Regions from separate parts of the Mus musculus genome. Here region 2 is linked to region 1. The links are chromatin contacts, found by Hi-C or POLR2A ChIA-PET in ENCODE. All regions are on one chromosome and are shown on one strand. The core of a region is the stretch at or near the end of the contact, and the rest is flanking DNA. Distances in the headings are between cores, read along the strand shown.

Evidence for each region. A loop is a pair of places that touch in the nucleus more often than their neighbours do. ChIA-PET counts read pairs that join two places held with the same protein, here RNA polymerase II (POLR2A).
Region 2: a loop to region 1 is called in a map of left cerebral cortex, with 7 times the contacts of the local background. The contact joins the promoter of Rnf145 here to the promoter of Ublcp1 in region 1. A Hi-C loop is called at or near these places in 21 of 37 maps with a recorded cell type or tissue (Patski, T-helper 17 cell, T-helper 2 cell and 7 more). POLR2A ChIA-PET finds 5 or more read pairs at or near these places in 2 of 5 experiments (Patski and embryonic stem cell).

What each region holds. Positions count from the first base shown.
Region 1 is chr11:44,467,499-44,473,647 of GRCm38, reverse strand. Ublcp1 (ubiquitin-like domain containing CTD phosphatase 1) reads left to right here and starts at 3,100. Exons shown (of 11, transcript NM_024475.5): 1 at 3,100-3,220.
Region 2 is chr11:44,516,357-44,522,505 of GRCm38, reverse strand. It overlaps Rnf145 (ring finger protein 145), which reads right to left and starts at 3,550. Exons shown (of 11, transcript NM_028862.4): 1 at 3,232-3,550.

The DNA.
Region 1 (6,149 bases), core at 1,851-4,350:
AGAAAGAGGAAATACAATTCTAGAGTTGAGCTAAATAACACAATATATACATATACACATACGTATGTATATATATGCATATATATGTATATATATGATAATATATATGTAGTGCATGTCTTTTACAGAGCCTTATGTGGGAAGAGAAAGCATCACTAGGGAAAGAGGATTGGATTGAAAGGGAAAAGAAAATAAAGGCTGAGCTCAACCAGAATAGCAATGATATTGGTTTAGGTAATACAGTCTATAAATAGACTCTTCCAAAATAATCATGGCCATAGTGATATCTGAAATTTAGCACCTAATTTTGTTAAACTGGCTATTTCTTTTAAGTCTTTTAGACCTGTTAACCAACCATCTACTAGGCTGTTTACAGATCTTTGGTTCCTGCAAAGACACTAGGAGAGGCCAAGACTATTATTTACTCTGCGTGCATTACGAGAGGCTCCAGGGAGCAATGACAGAGAGTTTCTCTTATTGGCTGTGGTGAGCTGCTGTGAGGCCTTTTCTAGGTCAATTCTGCAGTTATTCCTGGTCACTAAGAGTTCAGTTTCTTTATTAAAATAAAGGAATAATAATACTTTTCCATCCCATGTTTTCTTTTTAAAAATTTAAATGTTATTTATTTTGTGATGTGTGAGAACATACACACTTCCCCACACAGGAGTGGAGGTCAGAGGATTTGCAAGGTTTGATTCTCTTCACCTTGTGGGCCACGGGGATGGAATTGAAGTGGTTAGGGTTGAGGGCAACCTCCTGTATCCCTGAGCCACCTAACTTGCCCTCCAATTGTTTTTTAATTGTATTTTTCATTTCATGAAGGTTGAGCTAAATAGAAATGAGATAGCCTGGCATGTTGGTGTATGCTTGTAAACCAGGAAATAGGGAGACCAAGGCAAGAGAATGAAGAGTTTCCGGCCAGGAGGGCAACACAGGGACACAAAGCTATAGAGATGTACTTGGTAGAGCACTGGTTTAGCATATGCAAAGTCCTGGGTTTGATGCTCACTTCCAGAAAACAAAGCAAACCAAAACATAGTTGACCTTAATGATAAACAAATGTACTGATTGTGGTGGTGAAAATAGAAACTGGCCTTGCCAAGCAGCAAGTGGATGAATGATCCAGGTGAAAAAGCATATTCATTTTGAGATTAGTTTCTTGCTTTTTGATGGTCGTTTTGACTGTGTTGTTAAACTTCCGTGTGGGTTTTGTAGAAAGTCTTTTCTTTTTTGAAGAAAGCAAGGGATTTGTTTTGAATGAGTAGATATTCTCATTAAGTACAGGAAAAAAACCAAAAACCAAAACAAAACAGAAAACCCCAAACCTCTTAACTAAAGAACCCTCAAGTTGGGACTGGAGCCATGACTCTTGCAGAGGACCTGGGTTTGGTTCCTATCACTCATATGAGAACCGGAACTATCTTTAAGTCCAGTTCCAAAGGCAAAATACTCATACTCATTGAAAAACAAGTCTTTTAAAAAATTGCTAAGACACAAAATTTAGTTGCTTTATTTCTAACAAGCCCAAGAAATGAAAAAACCAAAACAAACCCAAGCAGGTACAGCTCTATCGACTAAAAGGAAAGACACACATGGAACCAATATTACCTTTTTACTCTCCCCTTCTGGAAGAAACTGGTTTAAGAAAACGTTTTGGATTTGTGTTTTTATAATTTTAAAATGACATTAATTTAGCCATACATGCTGGTGCATGCCTTTGATTCTAGCACTTGGGCAGGTGGATCTTTGTGAGTTCCAGGCAAGCCTGAGCTATACATAGAGAAACCATGTTTTCCCCCTCCCTCCAATTACATTAATTTTTCTGTGGGTCTGTTTGTACCAAGGCACAGGAAGTCTGAGAACAACTGTCAAGAGGTGGCCACGCCTCTTATGGGTCTCTAAGATTGAATTTGAAGTTTTAAAAAGTATCAGATATACTTATCTAGGGGCTGATGATGTAAACATTCTTCAAGTTACTTTTTAGGTCTTTCTTTTCTTTTTTCTTTTGCATAACAAGTAACACTGGGAATTTCTTGAATGGATGAGAAGGGTTAGGTCCCGTTGAGGCTTTCTTCTGTCTGAGTCAGAGTTTCAGTCTGTATCCCAGGGCTGGAACTAGAATTCCCTATGCCCAGGCTGGCTTCAAATTTATGCACTATCCTACTGCCTCAGCTGGGATTACAGGCAAGAGCCGCCTCCAGGGGTTCAAATGGAGACTGCTTTGATAGCTAAGAAAAACTCCACTTTATGTGAGGCACCCATTCTAAATTCCGAAAAGATAAGTTCCTAGCAACTCTGACTCCTTGCCCCTTCCCCATGAATTGGAAAACTGCTATGAAATGATTAACTGCTGGCTCTGATTTCTGCGAACTCCGCTCATCATTACGCACAGGGGGTGGGGGGTGGGGGTGAGGCAGTTCCTCACATAGCTGTCAATCCCACAGAAATGAAGTAATTGTAACTGCCCTTAAAAGCCCCTTTCCTGTTTTAGCTCACAGGAACTAAAGAGAGCGGCTGCTTAAGAAGAAAAACTCGGATAACTATAATTTAAACGGAGTCTCCGGTCTCTCCGAGTGACTTCGAACGCTGCAGCATTTATTTCTATGAAAGCATGGCATTCTTCTGTAAAGAGAACTAGCTTTCCTTGCATTTAAGGAGGCAAAGCAAGCACGAGTGGGTGGAGCCGACCGACACACAGATCTGGAACACCGTTGTCACACGGATATTTGTTCCATGAGTGTTTGGATCACTTTGGCCGGCTTTCCCCTGGAGTGGGCAAATTATATTCCTGGCTCCTTGCGTCTCTAGAAAAGTCTCCTCTTCAGTCCTCAAAGGTCGGCTTCATTCGGAACGCGACACTGCCACAGGAGTCACAGGGCTCCGCAAAGCTCAGCTCTGGTGGAAAAAAAAAAAAAGTCGCCACCGGGCCGGAGCATGCGCAGAACAGCCGGCGGCGGCCACCAAGAACCGGGAGGGGTCTCTTTCACAGAGGTCAAAGTCTGGAAAACACTCGGCCGGCCTGGGCTCCGCAGGCGTCACATCGGAGGAGAAACCAAACAAGCGGCAGCCGCATTTCCCCCTCCCCTACAACACATTTCCGGTCTCAACCACACTTTCCGGTCCGCCCGCCGGTTCCGGTCCCGCCCCTCGCTTCCGGTCTCCTTAGGTTCCGCTGCGGCCGGCTTTTTCGTCCGCTGTAGCTGGTTCCGCCGCGCTCCAGGTGAGAGGACGCGGGGTTCTCCGGCGCGCCTGCCTGTGAAGGCGACGCTGCGGCCGGGGGATGCCACTGAACTGCATGCGCCCCGTGGTTTGTCTCGCTGCGGTCCGGGTGGGCTGGGACTGCAGCTGTCCCGCCTGGCCCCCAGAGGCCCCTGTCCCGGCGCACTGCGGGTCGTGGCCGCAGCCTTCGCATCCGGCCTTCTCACCTGACCCCAAGGCTTCCCACGTCCCAGAATGTTCTGCGTCCGCGGGCCTCGTCCCCCGCTCCTGCAGGGTCTGTCTTGTCCTCCCCTCACGCGGGTTGTCGAAGGCGTCCGAGGCAGCTTGTTTCTGAGACTCTGCCTGTCTTGGGATACTCCCGGGGCAGTCCGGGCTGCACCCCGCGCGGCTCCTGCGGGCCGGCGCCAGGGCCCGCGGCCCAGCACCGCACGCTCACTCTTGCCGGGCTGGATGAAAAGTTCACACTGTCACTTTTGAAATTGCCGCCGTTGGCTGCTTTTCGTGATGCGGTGTTGGGCGAGAGTCGCTGTGACTTATTTTGCAGGTTTCTAATCTGTACAGTGAGGTCGCTTGTTAGTCCAGGATTGTGAAGATTAAGATAGCGATAGTTAACGTGCTCAGCCCTCACTGCTACCGTTCTCCTAGCTCCTCGCGGCTTATCAAATGCTGTCAGGTGTTAGCGCTTATCAAAACACATACATGTGAACTGACTCATCTCTGGGTTTGGAAGGCTGAGGGCTAGAGAGGTAAGAGACTAGGCAAACCCAACACAGGATGTTAGGCAGAACTCCAGTATAAACATACGTTGATTACATATCCCATAAAAATGTCCTCTTTGAGTTGGATCGCCATCACCACCCACTCCCACCCCCCAATTTGGGGGACAAATGTGATAAACCATTAGCATTGTATGAGAAAGTATAAAAATGCCCATGCTTTTTTTGTCCTGCATGATTCTCAGTAGTGATGAAATGAGATTCAAAAATTAAAAAAAGTTTTAAGAACTTAAGCTGGAAAGGTTTGTATAACCTTTTTTTTTTTTCTATGCCCAGAGTCTTGGGGCATTTGACAACTTGTCTTTACCATTTGTAGCACAAGTTCTTTATGAAGTAGTGCCTGTTGTTAAGTGCATGGGGCCCATGCCATTGGCAGGTTTTTCTAAAGCCGGTAACAGAAGAGCCTAGAGGAGTAGCATGCTCAGCCTCTACCACCTCAGAGGTGGTAGAAAAAGACTGGTTAAAGTGGACATTGTTAGGTCTCTTTCCTTATTCTGATGATACTTCCAAGAAGTCTTCATCAAATTTAAGTCAGTGGTATTGGTTGAGAACCACTGGTCAAAAAACTCTCATGGTCTCCAGACTACCCTGCCCGTCCAAGCACCGGTTAGCTCAGCTCAGCTCAGCTCAGCTCAGCTCAGCTCAGCACAGCTAGAAGCCTTCCTAGCTCTTACGAACAATCATTCCTGTTTCTGTGTCTTACAGATTTCAAATTGACCCACATGCCTTTTTAGCCAAGGTCATAAAACTTCTTAGGGCAGATTCTGCCTAACGTGGCATCGTTGCCCTAAGTTAGCATGCTTGCAGGTTTTCTGCAGAACATTAACATATGAGTAAGTAGGTCTAAGTGGGACTCTAAAGGGAAACGGACAGGGAAGCCAATGTGAATATGGATTTGGTACGCTTTTCGAAGCACAGTAATAGATTTCTACATTAAGTCTTTGCAGATTGTTAATTAAAATTTACCTTCTCTCAGAATTGGTTGTGATGCTTACGATCACATGATCAAATACTTCATCACCCACGCGAAAGCGCTGCAAAAAAACGCCAGTGCTCTGAGATTCGGGAACTCAGTGCTCTGACCTATGAAGGAAGTGAGGTTATAAGTGTTGACAGCTTAATGGGACAAGCAACCTGTGTTTAGTTGTTAGGGAGAATAGCAGCTGCCATGTAACATTTCTGTGGTTGGATCTGTATGAGCGCATTAAAAAAAAAAAAACCCTACAGTTTGATGCTTTGACTCCTGTAGATGGACTCTGAGTTAGACAGCTGTGACATACTGGATTTAGGATGTGGTGAGATTTAGTCAGGGAACCAACACCAGTTTTGTGCATGTGAGTAGATTATGTAGCTGTTTCTTTTTCTTTTTTAAAAATTAGATATGTTCTTTATTTACATTCCAAATGTTCTCCCCTTTCCTAGTTTTCCCTCCAAAAATTAACTATCCCCTTACCCTGCTCACCAACCCACCCAGTCCCGCTTCCTGGCCCTGGCATTCCCCTATACTGGGGCATAGAGCCTTCACAGGACCAAGGGCCTCTCCTCCTATTGATGACTGACTAGGCCATCCACTGCTACATATGCAGCTAGAGCCATGAGTCCCACCACGTGTTTTCTTTGATTGGTGGTTTAATCCCAGGAAACACTGGGAGTACTGGTTAGTTAACATTGTTCCTCCTATGGGGCTGCAAACCCCTTCAGCTCCTTCATTAGGGACCCTGTGCTCTTTCCAATGGATGGCTGTGAGCAACCACTTCTATATTAGTCAGGCACTGGCAGAGTCTCTCAGGAGACAGGTATATCAGGCTCCTGTCAGCTGGGGAACAAAATGCCTATGGAAGGAGTTACAGAGACAAAGTTCGAAGCAGAGACGGAAGAAATGACTATCCAGAGACTTCCCTACCTGGGGATCCATCCCATAAACAACCACCACACCCAGACACTATTGCAGATGTAGCTGTTTTCGTAATGGCAAAGAGGGATATTCTTATCAGACACTTTAATTACATGAGATGATCTTCATACATCTGGTCAGTTCATAAAACATAAAACACATAGTGGTGTATAATCTGGGACTGCCTAAAACATAATAAACGTTCAGCTTTAGAGTTATTTTAAGAAGTACAAAGAGTTTACCAGGCACTATGTGAGTTA
Region 2 (6,149 bases), core at 2,301-4,800, 48 kb before region 1:
TGTCAGTGCAGAAGAATATCCAGAAAGAATGATAGCATATTCACTCAAAAGCCAAACATCTAAAGGGACTGGGGTAGATGAAGTAGCCCACCTAAGAATAAATCTATTAGCCAGGCGTGGTGGCTCACGCCTTTAATCCCCGTACTCAGGAGGCAGAGGCAGGAGGATTTCTAAGTTCGAGGCCAGCCTGGTCTACAAAGGGAGTTCCAGGACAGCCAGGGCTATACAGAGAAACCCTGTCTCAAAAAGACAAACAAACAAAAAACAAAACAAAAAGAATAAATCTATTACTTATTCAATGGATCACTTATTTCTGGACCTTTTGTAAGTCATTTTTAAAAATGCCCTATAGTGATACATGGAGAAAACAACATGGATAAGCAAAGCAATAGCAAAGACCAACCCCATGCCTCAGAACTTTGTAATTCATAACTAGGACAGGTGGAAACCATCCCAAATAGAAATCAATGTTCTATACTCTAGCTCCATGCACTAAACCAACATCCAGACAAAATTCAGAGGTATTTGCCATGATTATAGAAGCTTGCGATTACTTATATCTTCCATAGTACTAGGCTGTAAGAACATGAAGCAAAAAAACAGCTGTCCAGGCCAGCAAGATGGCTTAGATGCTGGAGGTCAGGTGTGAGACCCGCATGGCTGAAAGGGAGAACTTTCTAGCTGTCCTCTGACCTCCACACCAGCAACAAAACACTGCACATCTGCCCACACAGAGACGCTAAAAGTAAATAACTGATATCATAGATCCTTAATAATTGGCTCAAACCTTATATGTTATTTTGGATCCAGGGTCAAACACTGCTGATGAACAATTATTAAGCTGGAGCTCAGAATTCCCTTAAAACCATGATACCCAGCAACCCTAGACACAGGAATAGCAAAAACAAAAGGTCCAAAACCGCCAAATGCAAATATGTAAGCTTTCTGCACTATCTTATCTTCCTGTAAGATCCCAAAATTTCCTTGGGTTATTGAAACAAACTGGAAATGAATTCTCCATCATGTCTCTGCAAGCCACGTAAACTAAAGGTGACTCAAACCCATGTTAGACAGCCCAGCAGCTAAGTAAATGAAAAGTTTTGTCCCAGAAACAGTAAACTTTCTTTCCAGAAACAGAAAATGTTTCTTCCCAGAAACGGAAAGACTCAATAAATGCTCACCAAAACCCCAAACCCTGGCTGTTTCAATAAATGCCTTTCCAAGACATGGAAACAACGTCTTGTATAATGTGCAGTTTATTATAGGGCTTGAGGGTTAGGAAACACAGATCCTCACTCTGCATTGTCCTAAAACTACCAAAGTTTAGTTTTGAATAGGGAGAAATCAGACAAAGAAACTTCAACAGTAAGAAAAATGTAACTGCTGGGCTCCGTTGGAAAACTATCTTTAAAAAAAAAAAAATGTGGTATTAAAAAAAAAAGGAATCCCACAACTCCTTAACTACCTTTTTAAAAAAGACAAAGCAAAAATAAGATGACTTAAATTGATAACAGATAATTTAGGGCTGAAAGTTACAAACAAAACCATCACCATCAACCTTCCTTCTCTGCTCCCAGCAATTCAAACAAATTCTAAATCAACTAAAACTGAATCTAAGCAAATGGGGGACAAGGAGGCTGTCTATCCATTGGGATGCTGAGACCTTAAAAAAAATAAACAAACAAAACAAAAAACAAAAAAACAAAAACAAAAACGAGAGGGCGAAGCTGGACCCTAAAATCCGAAAGTAACTCCGCCCAGAAAGGAGACCAGGAAAGAGAACTTCCTTACATAAGCGCTGGCACACGTTTTAAATATAGCTAATCCTCCCCACTCCCACTGTGTTGCTAGCTAACTTTGTAGGGACTTGGTTTCCACAGAAACTACTAGCAATCCTGTGATTCCTCATCATCTCCGAAACCACATCCACAGATAAGAGTCCACCCTCCAGTGAAAGAGCCATCGTCCAACCTAAGGGCCCGACACAGAGAAGGAAAACAACGCTACCTCTGCCATTGGACGCTCAGCCTAGGTCACGACTGCAGCACCGGCAGCTCATCCTTTTGGGTCTGGTTCAAGATTCACAAAACTGCACACTCGGTATTTTATAAAATAAAGACAGACACACACACACACCCCTTCCTTTCAGACTAGTTTCCTGTTTACTGCAGACAGAGATGCAAAGCCATCCATTAATCTTTGATGCCTTCCCACTGCAAAGGCCCCTTCCCCCGCCCCATCTCACTCTCTCCCCGCACCTCCCCCAACCCCGCCTGCTTTGCTCAGATACATTTGAACTGTAGTAACCCCAAGCCAGCTCGCCGCAAGCAGGCAGCGAGCACAGCACAGCAGCGCGGCACGGACGCAGCAGCCCCAAGGCTAGGGGATTACGTGGAGCAGAAACTCTGCCAGGAAGAGAAGCCCGGGTGCTCCCTGCCTCGCCAAGGGTGCTGGCTCTACCGCGCCTCATAAGGCGCGCTTATATGAGTCAAGTTCCTAACCCTTAGATAGAATAGGGGGTTCATTCCACAAAGGTCCTAGGGTGGGAAAGCAGAACTGGAGAGGGCGAACCCAGGGATGGCGAGCGGGAAAAGGAACACAGTAAGAGAGAGATGAGCTGCTCGTGACTGAAGAGAGGCGCACTGCACACTAAGCCAGGGGTCCCCCTATTCTTTGGGCTTGGCAGGTCTTTCTGAAACCCGCAACCTGCACCGCCTGCACATGGTTAGGCTGAGTTAAGGGGCTGCGAGGTGAGGAGACGCCAGGGAAGAGGGAAGAAGCTTGAAAGCAAAAAGAGTGAACAGAAACGCAAAAGACGAAAAGTTAGAAATGCAAACCTGAGCAAAGGAGCCCGGACTGGACACCTCTGCCAGAGAGACCGGGAAAGGCCTTGCAACCGGGGTACAGGAGAGCAGAGAGGGGTGAGCCCCAATGAGGGCATCTCAGGAATGTGAGGGTTCTCTCCCTCTCCAGGCGCGGGAGGAAAGAAGGATGGAAGGTGGTGAGGAGGCAGCCGAGGCCCCGGGAACGAGTATGAGGCTCTGCGAGGAGGTCGCAGGAGACTGATCGCTGCTCAGGGGTGGGCGGGAGGGCGCGGTGCGGAGGGGGACCAGGCCGGGGCCAAGAGCCGGAGAAGGAGGGGGCGCGGCGGGGAGGAGCGAGGGTGGGGGAGGGGAGGGGAGGCGCAGTGGGCAGCAGGCCTGCGGGATGCTCCCGGCTGACCGCAGTCACCTGGAGCCGCAGCCTCCCTGCCTGCGGGGCGGCACTGGGGATGGCGGTGTCCGCTGCTGCCCGGCTCCGATTCCCGCCCCTCCGGTGAGATCTTCGGTTCCGACGGCGGGGGGCCCGGTTTGCGCGGCTCACAGCGGCGGCTCTCCCGCGTCCGGCCTCGGCTGCGGCGTCTCGGGAGGCGGAGGCAGCGGAAGCGGCCCGAACCGTGAGGTCACCATCCTCCGCGGCGACAAAGGCGCTCCCGGGCCGAGCGCCGGCACCAGCGCCCGGCGGCCGCCATGGCCTGGTCCCCGCGCTCCGGCTCCGCCCCCCGCGCTCTGCGGCGACCGCCGGCTCGCGCGCTCTGCGCCTGCGCGCGAGCTCGCCATCGCCCGGCCCCCGTGCGCCCACGCTCACTCACAATCGCGCACGGCGGGATCTTCCCGCACCGCCTCCGTTGAGTGGGCCCGAAACGCCGGCTTCTCTTTGGTGCTGGTCCGGCAGACTATTCCAAGGAAGGGTGAGGCGACACCGGGACATGCACTGTGACCCCAGCCATTCTGACACGTGTTCGCGCTCACTCCGCAGACACCACGAGCCGCACGCGCCCACACCTACACTCACCTGCTGGGACCACGTGGGACAATGTGAAAGGCTGGTCCCTGCCGCGTGCAAACCCAGAGCAATTTTTAACTCTCTCCTTGACTAGACTAAGACTCGTCTCTAAGGCATCAGGGACGACGAAGAGTAAAATGCTGGATGAGTGAATGGTTTGGAATTGCTCCCTGGGACTGTATTCCGGCTCCTTCGTTTGGTGCAAATGATTAACTACTGTATGAAAATAAAAGGTGTAAATAGGTTTGCCATTTCTTTTGGTTCAAGGTTCAAACCACATTAGTGTGCACACACCCTTTCCCTGAAACCCTTTTGTTCTGCTCTAGTCTCCTAATACTATGGCACATTCTTGCCGTATTATAAATGTAGAAGCTTTTAGAGCAGGATCTGTGTCTATATAGTATATAAGCTTGCTGAGGACTTAAGCTGATCTTTGCAGGGATCTATTACTACGTTCATCTGTATTACCATTGCCTCGCTATTACCTTCTGCCATTTGCTCTGTTGTTCCTTGCTTTTAGTTTAGTCCCTTGAGAATCAGTTGCCACTAGAAACTAGTGTGGCCTTTCATTAGGCAGTGCCTAGGTAACAGAAGATGAACACCAAGTGATTTGTAAGGCATTGCAACCATTCTGGCTCATTCGGAAACTTGCCAAGAGCCTCCACCTTACAATCTGTACAAGACAAAATGAGTATTCTTTGATGTTTATGTGTCCTTGTCCACTGCTTATGAGACACATACACCCACGATTCTGAACCTCTGGGTCTCCCCTGCTATAAAACTGTAAACACAACCTCTACATATACAAGGTCATCAGAGCAGGAGAGATGGCTTAGCTCTTAAGAGCCCTTTTTGTTCTTCTAGAGAACACCCCACCCCCAGGTTCAATTCTCAGCACCCAGGTGTAGCTGGTAACTCGAGTCCCAGAGGATCTGACGCCCTCTTCTGGCCTCCATGGACACTACAAACATGTGGTGCTCAGACATATCTGCAGACAAAACATTCATAGATGTAAAATAAGTAATATGTAGCCAAAGCCATCACTAAAGTTCACAGTAGCATATCTCCCTCCCATTTTCTGTGACTGTGATAAAACTTGGACAGAATTTATGGAGAATGGGTGTGTTTCAGCTCACTGTTTAACGCACAGTCCCTCGTGGGGCAGGTTAAGGCATCAGGAACTTGAAACAGCTGGTCACTTCACCCAGAGTCTAGAAGCAGAGAGTGATGTGAATGCATGCATGTCACTGCTCACTGCCTCATGTTCCTCACTCGTAAGCAGTGCAGGATGCCCTATCCAAGGAATGGCATCACACTAATCAAGAGAATGTCCTCAGGAGCCATGGTCCCATGTGACTAATTTTGTCAAATTGATGATTATCGGTAACTGTCACCTACTAGCTTCATAGCAGGGTTTAAATGTTTCTGGGGGTTCTGTTCATAACTCGTTATAGCCACTTTTGTTTGGATCCCTTAGGCCACCTTGGAATAACCATTAAACCTGTCACATCACAGAGCAGTGGTTTCATGAGTCTCTTCTGTATGTAGCCTCCTAGGTAAAAATCCTCACTGGCTGATGGTTGCAATAGGAAGCTGCCTATGCTAGCAACAGCTTTCCTTGGCTTTTACTCTCAAAGTTTCACTGCTGGCTAAGGCAGGAAAATATGTGGCCAGAAACACAGAATAAAGAATTCAAAATGCATATAACACTAAACTTGAATTGGTTGCCTTTGTCCTCAGGTAAATTTCAGAGTTTTGACAATATTTAAAAGTTTCATTAGATTCATGCTTTGCCTTAGTGGAAGGGGGGGGGGTCACCTCTGCCCTTTGCCATTCTATGTCTTTTTAAAGGAGAAAGAAAATGGCTTCAAAGCTTAAGCACTCCACCATAAGTACACTGGACATGTCAAAGCAAGAACAAATCATGTGTCCTTTTACCTTTGAGTTTCACAGGAGTGGCTTGTAAATGCTGAAGTTCAAAACAATGTGTGAAGAAAATTGCTCTGGTAATGAAAGGGTTACTGCAGGAACCTTGCTGCTAATCCAGTTTGGGTAAGGCTCCAGGAGCTACTATGTAAATAAAACTAAAAAGAAAATCCCAGAGACAAAAAAAAAAAAAAAAAAACCCAGCTGGGATTGAAGAAAGGGTCACCAGAATAGAAGAGAAGGGTCACAATGTAAGTACTTCCTGGAAAGAGTCACTCAGCCATCCAAAGCAGGAAAAACCAGGAACTGAATTTATGGGAACAAACTTAAGAAAATGCCCAGTTGCCACAACTTGTTCATAAAAGAAACTGGCCTGGGAACTAAGGGAACCGGGAACA